Regions from separate parts of the Mus musculus genome. Here region 1 is linked to region 2. The links are chromatin contacts, found by Hi-C in ENCODE. All regions are on one chromosome and are shown on one strand. The core of a region is the stretch at or near the end of the contact, and the rest is flanking DNA. Distances in the headings are between cores, read along the strand shown. Region 1 has its middle 17 kb from the start of Gm49415. Region 2 holds the start of Khdrbs3 (KH domain containing, RNA binding, signal transduction associated 3).

Region 1 (5,855 bases), core at 78-2,577, 190 kb before region 2:
AGTGTCTAATGAATGAGATTTCTGGGCAATGCGGGGAGCATCCCAGAAGGCAATGGAAAAAGGAACTGGAATCAAAGTCCAAAATGATAATGATGAGAGAAATACAAATTATATTCGGTCCCCAACGGGTTTGTTTTTTTTTTAATCCATTTTTTTTTTTTGCAAAGCACTTGAGAATATATTATCTCATTCAGTTTTCACAGAAACACGGGGGGTGGAGGGAGACATCTATGGGTGTGGATATGGAAACTGCTGGCAGGTTCATGTTTGCAGGCAAGGTGTTCAGGACAGTGTCTGTTACACCGAAAATTGTCTGATACGGACTGATTTGAAAGATGGAAAAAGCAAAGGCTTCATTTTACCACCAGATTTTTAAAACTCATAGTTAAATGCTTTAATGTAAAAGCAAAGCAAGTCGGGTAGGGTTGAATATACTTTCACTTCGAAATAAGCCTGGTACCCAGCAAGCACTGACTGAGAGCTATGAAATGTGGACTCCTGTGGGTAGGAATTCACTCATCTACTGACGGCCATCAAGTATATCAGCTCTTGTACATCTCTCAGGCTCCTCTTGCTTCAACAGGACCTCAGCAGGATGTGCTTTCTCCCTTCAGCCTCCACAGGACAAGGCTTTCTGTGGTCTGGGTCACCAGTGACTATTACCCTCAGCCCAGTTCTGTGAGTGCTGCCTTGTGAGATCTGAGTGGCAAGATCATCTTGAGGGTGCGCTCTGGGGAAAGAGGGAGAGTCTAGAAGAGCACACAGCAGGACTGGCTTCTTAGAAATGTGTAGGGAGAAAGGAAGGAAGGGACAGTACTAGAAGGCATGAGTAGAGAAATTGGTGTGGGGATGGTATATGTCTCTTGCCCCTGAGCTCAGGTGGCAGTGACATCCAGTCATGGACCCTGTGAATATACATGAGCTCGTTTGAACAAAGGTAAGCCAACATTAGGTAATTTGGACAAGGGTAGAAGATACCTAAGGAAGAGGTTTTGTTTTTTTTTTTTTTTCTGTCTTTCAAACTCTGCTCAGTTTGGCTTCTTTTCTCATCCCTTCCACCTAAACTCAGTAGCTTACACCCTGGAAACTTGATGTTTCCAAACTGCACTAGCCTGTTTTCCAGCTTTGTTCACCCTGCAGCTCCTGTCAGTGCCCCATGCCCAGAATCTGTTCAGCGGGACCATTTCATACCCCAGGGCTGATGTGTGATTGCTAGTCTGATTCCATGTACTTCCTCCTGTGACGTTAGTGAACTACCGTCTCTCTTACTCACAGTCTCCTACCCACCTCCGCATTGTATTCTTTTGGAAAACTCAACTTAAATAAAACACAATTGCTCCTCTACTGTCATCCAGAAAGATAAGGTTGGAGACAAATTCACAGTCGCATTGACTGGCCTCATTAAATTCCATAATCAGGAACCAGAAGTGTCAAAGCACCCCTTCCTACTGCCAGGAAACAACTTTAGACACCAGTCTCTTTTCCTCTCCCAGGTGATCAGCCACACCTGTTCCTCCCCCTGCCCCCCCCCCACCCCCACCGGCACTTGCTTCTCACTTCTTGCTTTCAGTGGGTGGTATTTCTCCTCATATCCCAGGGAAAACACAGCTTAGCAGAAAGACTGTGGAAACTGTTCCTTCTCCACTATGTAACTGGCTTCAGCCTCATGCACCCCTACACAAATGCCTGAACGTGAGTGCTGGGCCTTTGCACACAGGCAGGTCCTGTGCAGGCATATTACTTTCTTGCTTTTCTACTGCTATATCAGCTAGACTTGGGACTGACTCAAAGGCCTATGCTTTTTAGATTCCCAGTAGAATTCTGGCCAGATAATTCTACCCAAAGGGAAATAATATTGTTCTGTGTACTAAGAGGCAGAGTCTTAGGTTAAGTACCCCTCCTGCAAGTGGACAAACCAGAGGGGTCTTAAGGTAGAGGTCAAACATAACACTGACTGTGGTAAGGGTTGATGGATTTATACTTATTGCCAAGCACATTGGTGTATGAATTAACTATCAACAGCCTTTTGTGTGCCCATCACACCCTAATGAAGTGGTTCTTTAAAACCCCCATGCTTGTAAATGTGTAAAGCAATCTCTCTTTTCTTGGTTAAATCCTGGACAATTTGTTCTGTAGAATTAAATGTGAGGTTTATCTTTTACCTTCTGGCTTAAAAGTCTGATTACGTTTATGATAACTTTCAGACCCCCTGAAAAGTAATTCCACTTTTTAAAACTAGTTGAAGATCTGAAGAGTCATAATATGAATTCCCTGGTCCATGCTTTCAAACCATTATTGATGGTGTCAATCACTGCTTTCCCTCCAGGATCCACGGAATGTTTTATTTGATATGGCGACAGATAACTTGAGTTGTGTAAATTAATTAGAATGCATGGGCTTGAGAATTATGGGAGGAATTGGGAATGGGTCCTCTGACTACAACATCAAATGATGCACTTGTAGGGTCTTGGGTTTTTCCCCCTAAAGAGTGAGCTTTGCTAGCCAAGAAATCTTAATTCTCATGTAAGGATACTTTTGCCAGAGGCCCCAGTCTGGCTGATTTAAAATGAAAGTGGGATTTGTCAGTTTTTTACTATTGCCATTGAGCCAGTAGGCATGAAAAGGCTCTGGTATACTGAAGATGTACTGAATCCTATTACTAAGGGACACTGGGTGTTTGTTGCAAAATGAAAACAGGGAGGCCTGTGTCTTTCCCTTGGATACTTGGGCATGGCATAGAACTATGTTCAGTAGCAAAGCCCAATGTAAAACTATAGAAGCCTGTAAAAGAAGGCTTATAAAGTACCCACGCTTGCAGGAGTTGAAGAGTGTGCTGTGACCGACTCCTAGAAAATAACACCGCGCAACAGAACAGAGACATGGCAAATAAATGCTGATTAAGAGCCAGAAAAACATAGGATAGTCAGTTGAAGGAGTATGAACATTGCCCACAGTCAGCGGAGCAGTTACAGAAACACTGATCAGCTCTAGATTCTTATTAGGCCCAATACAAGCAGTGGCTGTTTTTCTTTTTCTTTGCCATTTTGTGGTTTCTGTTTTTCTGTCCCAGTGATGAGAACGATAAGCAATATAAATACTGTATAGCTTTCAAGACCAAGCTATCTTGGAATCAAGTTACCACGAGAAATCTGTCTATCCCAGAGTCCCTGTGCTATTAGAAAATCCAAGTATGCAGGTAGAATAAGAAACTGAGGCATAGGCAGAAGTGAGGCAGATTGTATCATATCAGCTCCAGCCAAAATGATCCATCTGCCCTCCTGTAGCCCAGGGATCTACCCTCATTGAGGTCTCTGAAGTGAGATAGGCATTTCTGAACAAACCAAGACCAATTTATAGACTATGCAACACAATAGGGCTAGAGAGATGACTCATCTGTAAGAACACTTTCTGCTCTTGCCTAGGACCAGAGCTTGCTCCCAAGCACCCACATCAAACAGCTCACAACCTCCTGTAACCCAAGTTCTTGGGGATCCAGTGTCCTCCTCTGGCCTCTCTGGGCACTAGCACACAGTAATATAACTAGTAGCACTAAAGTGCATAGTAACAAGCAGTCACACACACATACGTATAGAAATTTAAAAGCGATGATTTTAAAATGCAATATTTTAAATGTTTTAAATCTTTTTAAAAGTAATTACTTTAATTATAGAAATTTATGGCATACATACAGTGTAAAACCTCGGTATAAGTATTCAGTGTATAATGATCAAATCAGGAGAATTAACATTTCTATCTTAAAACATTGATGATTACATAATAACTGTGCATATTTATGAGGTACAGCATGGTATTTCAACCCATGTATACCATATGTTCTGATCAAGTCGGGGTAATTAGCATTTCTAGCTTATCATGACATTGTGTTGGAGTTCCTCCCTTCTAGTTATTCATAAAATACATAGCAGGTTGCTGTGAACTGTCGTCGCCCACGGTGCTGTACAGCAAGCGGGGCAGCTGCTCAGCCACAGACTTATGGGGCAGTGTGTGACACAGCAAGCGACATGGGCATGTCAACTAACGCTTGTTCAGAGGACTAACTCTTCAAGTCCTGCTTTTCCAGGGGTAACTAGGTCACCAGGAGCTACTGGATAGACTGACAGGCAGGCAGAAGTCTTCAATGGTGTGTCTGGCGGAAGTTACTTTTCCTCTCCAATTCTAATGTCCCAGAAAAATGTTCTTCAATTCTAGTTTTGCCGGGTGCTTCAGCACACTGTCTTGCTCACTTGTCCTGGAAAAGGAAGTTAAGAGCAACTAGCTATTGTTAGTCACAGCCTATGGTCTATGTTATTAGTCCTGCATAGAAAGTAATGCTGAATCTTGCTAAGTTGGGTTTCCCCATTCTTGTAATGAACAATCCCTGATGTCTCCTTCTTGTTTATCATTTGTTTGCTATGGTTGCCACAACCCTCCCCGTCACCACCACACATACATGCATGCCTCCTGAACACCAGCTGCCTGCCCTGTGCCCCCAGACCACGCTGATTCAATTCCACTCAACACTCAATTTTGCACATCTATTCTCTTTGTCCAGGAAGTTCTTCCTCAGATGTTCTTGATGAATCACCTCGTCCAGTCCTAGTGAGGCAACACCAGTCTGTGTTGAAACACCAGCCCTCTCTAAGCCATTTTTCACTCTTCCAGAACCTTGTACCCTACCTTTTTCCCTTGACACACTTGGTACCTTTTAACACACCAAGCCATTTTTAATGTCTATTTACAATTGTCTTTCTACATAAAGTCCCATGAAATTTTCTCTTGTTATTGTGTAATGATCTAAGTGTCTCACATGAGTCTGGCACATGCTAAGCATTCTGTAAACATTTACAATGGAAATGAGTACTTTAGGGACATATAGGGCATGAAGAAGCTGAGCCTCTGTGATAGGAATAGGAACAGGAGGCTGGAAACTCAGGCCACTCCCATATTGCCAACTCTAAGACATTCTCTGTGGCACCTACTAACCACATCCTAAAACCCAGATGTAGAGAATTGCCAGAGGCCCCAGTTTGCTCTTGCAAAGATCACAAGACTGTGCTGACCACTTGTTGCTTATCGTCCATGAGAATGTTTGGCCCACAGACATCCTTGCCTAACTTTAACAAACTGTTAAAGATGGCTTAATGAGCAAATAACAAAACAGAAACAAACAGACTTCTTTATTGAAAATCTCAGAGCCTTTAAGCTCATGAATGTTGAAAGTTTTCAAGAGGAACTTGGGGTGTTTCCCCAGTGTACTGATGACCATCTCTGTCTCTAGGTCTAGTGAGACATGCTTGGAGTAGTGAACTTTTCCCTTCAACTCTATGTTTTAATAGTCATAATCACCATGAATAATTAACTCATAACTCTTATCTCTATATGAGTGCTGCTAGTAATTCTCCACTAATACCAGGCCTGCAATCATGTGGCTGGTGTGATTAGCAATTCATTTTGAATGATTAATTGCTGTTCACTTCTCAGTCCACATTAATTAAGTGTCAGTCCAGAGAAGATGTCGTGTCAGTGGGCCTGAGAAATCAGCACTCAGGTGGATTTCAGATCTGAATCTGTTCCTGGCTTCATCACGGTTATGACATGGAATGGTAACAAACTCCAGAGCTTTGGTTGCTCTTTTTTGAAATGATGTTTCTATTTATTCTTTGAGAATTCCATACATTATATTTTGATTACATTCATTTCCTCTCTTAACTCCTCCCAGATCAACCCTCATTTCCCTACCCAATAACTTCATGTTCTCTCTCTCTCTCTCTCTCTCTCTCAAACAAACAAGCAAACAAACAAACAAAAAAACCCCAATACCTATATAGTCCAGGTAGTGTTGGCTGACTATTTGT
Region 2 (5,544 bases), core at 463-2,962:
CTCTTCTCCTCAGTAGTGTTTGTCAGAGGATCCCTGGAATTCAAGTCTAGGGAGACTAGAGCAAGAGGCATGTGCTTCTATTTAGATGTAAAGGGAGAAAAACCTTCCCTTAAGAACTCCCCAACTGCCTCACATCTGGCCCCCCAAGAACTATGTTATGTCAGGGACTGCTGACATAACATAGTTCTTGGGGGGCCAGATGTGAGGCTCAGACTTGGGCCACACTGCATGGCCAGACCGGCATGGGGCTCAGGGTCAGAAGCAGGATCTACCCTTATGAGCTTGCTCTGCTGGGGTTGTGCTCTGTCTTCAGCATCAAGGAGCACACAGATGGTGTTGCCTGCTGCCTTTCGAAGCTTCTGCCTCAGAAAGCAGCCATGCGAGGGAGACTGCCACAGAACAGTCTGGCTTTCATTTTGTGCCTGGTGATTGTGAAATAGTACATCCTTATGAGGTTCCTAAGAAATAATCTTTTCTCATCTCCATAGGATAGATGAAGAGACTGAGGCACAAATGACCTAAGTTTGCTAAAAGGTCAGAACTAGTTAACCACTGTATTTTACTGCCACTTGCCAGTTCTGACTAAAGAGAGACAAGGGGGAGGTTGTTGTCGGGGACGCTACAGTAGTACCTAACCTGCAACCAAGTCCACACAAGGCTGGAAAAGGGATCAGGTGCTTGGGGGATTCCTTCAGCACACTGTTCTGGCGCTCTCTCCACATCCGTCCCTGACAACAGGTGTTAGAGACCTCTCCCTCAGACAAAATTTGCTGTTCCCCAAGATAGCCCTAGGCTAGTGAAAGCGGAGTTGTAGTTCTGTGAAGGGCTTTAGAGTACAGGGAGAGGAAAAAAACGAAGCAATTAAGGTTTTTCTAGGGAAGTCTTGAGCACTGTCAAGGGACTCTGGTTATCGAGGTTGGGGTTATGATATCCTCTGAACAGGGACTCAGGAGTCCTTGGTCTAGTGTGAGACATTTATTCCACACACCTCAGAGGATCTAAAAGGAGCCTAGGAGAGCATTTGCTGGGGTCTGGTTGCCTGTCGGAGGGCGACAGAAGACATCACCACCATGCGTGGTGTGGTAGGTTCCCTACTGGAGACAGTTTAGAGAGACTCATTCATCCACGTCCAGACACCACCATATAAGGAGAAGGGCAACACGGAGCAAGTCTCGGAAGACAAAGACAGTCTGAAGGGCAGGCGCTTTTATGTAACCGACTTCTGCGCCAAGGGTCTCAGGAGGCTGGCGTTTTAAGTCCTGCCCGGCGGTATTTTCGTACAAATAGCAGCGGACAGCAAAGCGACCTAAGTTGGGCAAGTTCGTGGTGCTTTGGCAAACCAGGAGTCTGGTCGCACTGCCTGTTCCCAGAGCCTGGCAGTATGAACCTGGGCTCCAAAGGCTCTGCCCTTGTCCCTTCTGGCTAGGACGGGTGACCTTGGACGCGCCACTTGACCCATGAGCCTCAGTTTCCCAGACTGCACATACAAGGCAATGCTGGACAGCTTACAGACGCTCATCGGGGAGCCCTGGATGGAGACCCCTGATCTAGGGACCGGAAGCGCCCCTACAATGTCCCCGCTGCGGGCCCGCGCAGTCCCAGTGCCCCCACGAGGCGGCGCGCGCCGGGCGGTCAGCATAGCGCGCAGGCGCGGCGGGCGGGGCGGGGAGGGCGCGGGGCACTGCGCGGCGGCTCAGAGCGCGCGGGGTGGCGCGCGGGGCGGGTCGTGGCAGAGCAAGGCATCGTCGCAGCCGGCGAGCAAGACTGGCCAGCGCTCCTCGGCTTTCCAGCCCGCTCTCTTCGCTCATCCCGCCGCCTTGCAGCCCGCGGCCCGCAGCGCGGTGATCTGGGGCTCCACGGGGCCGGGCTGAGCGGCCGCCGCCCGCCCCGAGCCGCCGCCGCCGCCCGGCCGCCCGCCCGGCTTAGCCGCCGAGGCGCCTGGCGGGGTCCGCGCCGCCGGGGGCGGGCGGCTCGGGCTGCGGGGCGGCTGGCGCGCGCGCGCCGCGGGGCGGAGAAGCGGGCCCGGCGGCCGGCGAGCATGGAGGAGAAGTACCTGCCGGAGCTGATGGCGGAGAAGGACTCTCTGGACCCCTCCTTCACGCACGCCCTGCGCTTGGTGAACCGAGGTGAGCTCGGCGGCCGTTAACGGCACCCGCGTAGCCGGCTCCGGAGAGGAGGGAGGAGGCCCGACATCAGCAAGGGACTGGAGTCTCTTCCTTGGGGACCCTGGTGGACCCAGGGGAAACTTCTGGGAGGAGGACAGAGAGCGTGTAGGAGCCTGTGTCTGGACTGGTCCTGGATGAGTCCACCAGAGAGAAAGAGAGTGGGACGCCCTGGGACCTGGGGTGTTTGGGGTATCTAAGGAGCTGCAAGAAAGCGCATCAGGGATAAGGATGGGCTTGGGCGAATCTGCTGCGCAGGAGGTGAAGGGAACAGGTGCTTGGTTTGTTAGTGAAGTTTGGGGACCTTGGAAGAGGTTTAGGGTCAGATCCTCCAAGCACGATAGAGGGGAGGACTCCAGCGGCCCCGAGGGAGGAGCCCAGCTTCTCTCCCACGGTTTTTCTGTGTGTGCCTAGGCGGCCGCCGGCTGGGCAGTTTGCTGTTCCTGGGGGCGGGCACTCATGCCAGCCTGGCAGGCAGGCGGCCCTTGAAGGTCTCAGTTTGGTAGAGGAGGCCCGCCAGAGAGCCAGTTCTTGCTCGCTCTTTTCTCTTCTTGAGACAAGCTGGTCGGGTGACCCTCATTGGTGTCAGGCTTAGGGTTGAACACATTGCCAAACGATCCACCCGCCTGTGCCATTTTTCACACTCCTCCAACCAGCGCGGGTGGTAAAAGGAACCGGGAAGTGCCAAGGACAGGGACACTGGGGTTTATGGAGGCACGCCTACCCAGGACAGTATTCTTCAGGTTTACTTCTCCTCTGGCTTCCTGAATCATCTGTTGGGATGGAAGGTAAATGAAGCCTGCCTTTACCGGATCTATCTGCGACACCCGGGTCCAGCATGGTTCATGTTTCAGAGGAAGATGGTCTGGGAACCTCTGGTTCTTTTTTTTTTTTTTTTTCACCCCTCTCCTTTTCCATACTTCTTTTTAAGGGATATGACAGAAACATTATCTGGTCAGATCTGTAACCATTTTTATGAATCACTTTGTCTAGTGGATCCTATTGGGGGTATGCTGTTCACAGCGCTGGTCCTGACTCTTATTGTTGGGAGAGAAAGATGAGGCAGACATATTCTATTTGTGTGTAGACACCTATGTTTTAGAACCACGACCTCTGTTACTTGCCTATTGTAGACAGTTGTCAGGATTAGGCTGTTGTCCTCCTGTGGGGGTGGTGTGGAGAGAATTACTTTCTCCAAGAAGTGAAGCTTCTTTGAACAGAAATATGCTTGCCAGCCTCTCCCGTTAATGGTTAGTGGCATGCTTATTTTGATTTCTTTAATATACCGGAGCTTGTGAAAAAAGTCATGGGCGTTGTTCAGTCTTAAATTAGTGGAAAGGAATTTTAAGTTTTGCTGCCCGGTCCTTCTGAGCAGTCTTGTAGTTAGGTCCCTGCAGTTAGGTTTGTACTACCCACTCCCGATCTTTATGTCTAGCTTTGGCTTCTTGCTGGGCTCTCATCTCTGTAAGAAATTTCTTTGTACAACGTGTGAGATCAGCGGATTAGAAATGGTCAGAACCAAGTACGTTTTTTCCGGGTGAAGAGACCAAGTCAAACTTGGGTCGGACTCCCAAGTTTGAGACTGGTTTCAAAGGGTAAGGAGTTCTTTTAAAAGTCTGGGTTGTTTTCCTGTGTCGTGTTGTCGTACCGTGTGCTGTTCAGATGCTCACAGTTCCATCGGTTCCTGTGTCTGCTGGCGTTAGTAGTGGCTCCATTCCTTGAACCAGACACTGTGGGAGGTGGTTTTTGTTTTTTTGTTTTTTTGTTTTTTTTTGGCTTGTTTGGCTTTGAACTCGGTTGCCTTGCTTTTCATCCGGACTGTAATTCTTGTAAGAAGTACATTTCTTAACGGCGAAGGATGCTCTGCTGCCAGAGTGCTTCTGTTACTGTGAGCTTTTGCATCACTTGAGATGGAGCCTGATACCCAGAACACGGTGCTCTGTCATTTGAAATATTAATTATGGTCGGTTACGTAACTCCAACATTACAAGGGCTTTAAAAAAAAAACTATCAAACTATCAGGTCTGAAGTCAGCATTTGGGTGATTTTTGGTAAAGTTTTATTTGAAATCTGATAGCCACCCCTTTTCCTGGTTATATGACAGCATGTTATTTACTACAAAGAAAGTCTTTTTAGAGGTTATGCTGGAATCTCCCACAGGTGGGGATGGTCGATACTGAGATGATTTTTTACTATGGTGTGGCATGCGAGAGAGACTCCGCAGCTAATGTCCCCAGAGCTCACGGTCCTTAGGGTTTTGCACAGGATTTACAAAGTTTCCACGGCACTTGAAGACTTGCTGTCTAGTTCCATCCTCACAGTTCCAGCCCCGGATGCAAGACAATCAGTGCTTTCCCAGAGGTTGCTGGGACCCCTGCTGCATGTCAGCCTGTAGGTACTGAGAATTAATTTGAACCCACATCTTCTGTCTTGAAAGACATTCTTCTTTCTACATGTGACTTTCCCCCAAGAGATGAAATGAACTCTTCTGGTATGTCCATTTAAACTACCGTTGAAATCAGTACAGTGAATATGATTGTCCCTGGTTAGTTTAATGTAAGAGAGGGAATTACTATGTCCCTTAGAAGGATTGATGCTGCTGTAGGAGACAGGGGGCTCTTTCTGCATTTTGAAGAAGCAGACCTCCATTGTAGACTTCTGAAGGATTTAATTCCCAGGCCAAGGCACCTGTGAATTAAAGCCCTCCCATGACCAGTATTTTAGTTTAGTAATCAGCACCGTACAATAATGAGACAGATTATAAATGAGACGTAGTTATTTCAGAATGCGGTATTCATAAACATCGATCAGCGTCCTGGTTGAGTTATCACTGTTGCTACAGTCTTTAAGTAAGGACTGGTGCAGGCAGCCATCAGGTGAGACCTCTGCCAATGCAGGTACTCGGCTGCCTTTTGTCCAGGCCGGTGGCTCATGGTGGGCACGAGTTACCGAGTTGACTTTTAATTTTCAAAGATAACTGCTTCTCTCTGATTGCCCCAAATGTAAAATCTCACTTGCCAATAAAAGTAAGGCTAGTGCTTAATTGGCATTGAAGACAAAAGAAGTCAGGCGTGGTAAGAAAGGAAAGAAATGCAGCTTTGGTGTTCACTCACCGTTCCCCCCCACTCCCCCGGTTTGCTCCCCGGTCATGCCTACAGTGTGAAGTGCTCACGTCCTGCTGGGGAGGTTAGTTGGAGACTACAGGGGTGGTGCGTGCTACCTGGTACATTTGCCAGGGGGAGATAGTCGGAGTTATAAAGTCCCTCCCCAGAATGTCCTGTGTCGTGATTTAATGTCACACTTTGGTCATGGTTTGGATGGCTCCCCGTTCAAGTCTGTCCAAGGCAAAACCCTGTGTTTGTAATTATGTGATAATGTATAG

The links. Hi-C counts contacts between places; a loop is a spot of excess contacts on that map.
Region 1: a map of left cerebral cortex shows a loop between it and region 2 (3-fold over the local background). The contact joins the enhancer-like site here to the promoter of Khdrbs3 in region 2. A Hi-C loop is called at or near these places in 1 of 37 maps with a recorded cell type or tissue (left cerebral cortex).

Annotation. Positions count from the first base shown.
Region 1 is chr15:68,735,621-68,741,475 of GRCm38, forward strand. No RefSeq gene overlaps it. Among named protein-coding and RNA genes, the nearest start is that of Gm49415, 17 kb to the right of the region's middle. Within about 2 kb of position 1,328, at least 1 of the 3 ENCODE cell types and tissues checked has a DNase peak (open chromatin) inside an H3K27ac peak, as active enhancers do; it is left cerebral cortex, where a contact is called at or near this core.
Region 2 is chr15:68,926,708-68,932,251 of GRCm38, forward strand. Khdrbs3 (KH domain containing, RNA binding, signal transduction associated 3) reads left to right here and starts at 1,713. Exons shown (of 9, transcript NM_010158.2): 1 at 1,713-2,126. The coding sequence starts at 2,039.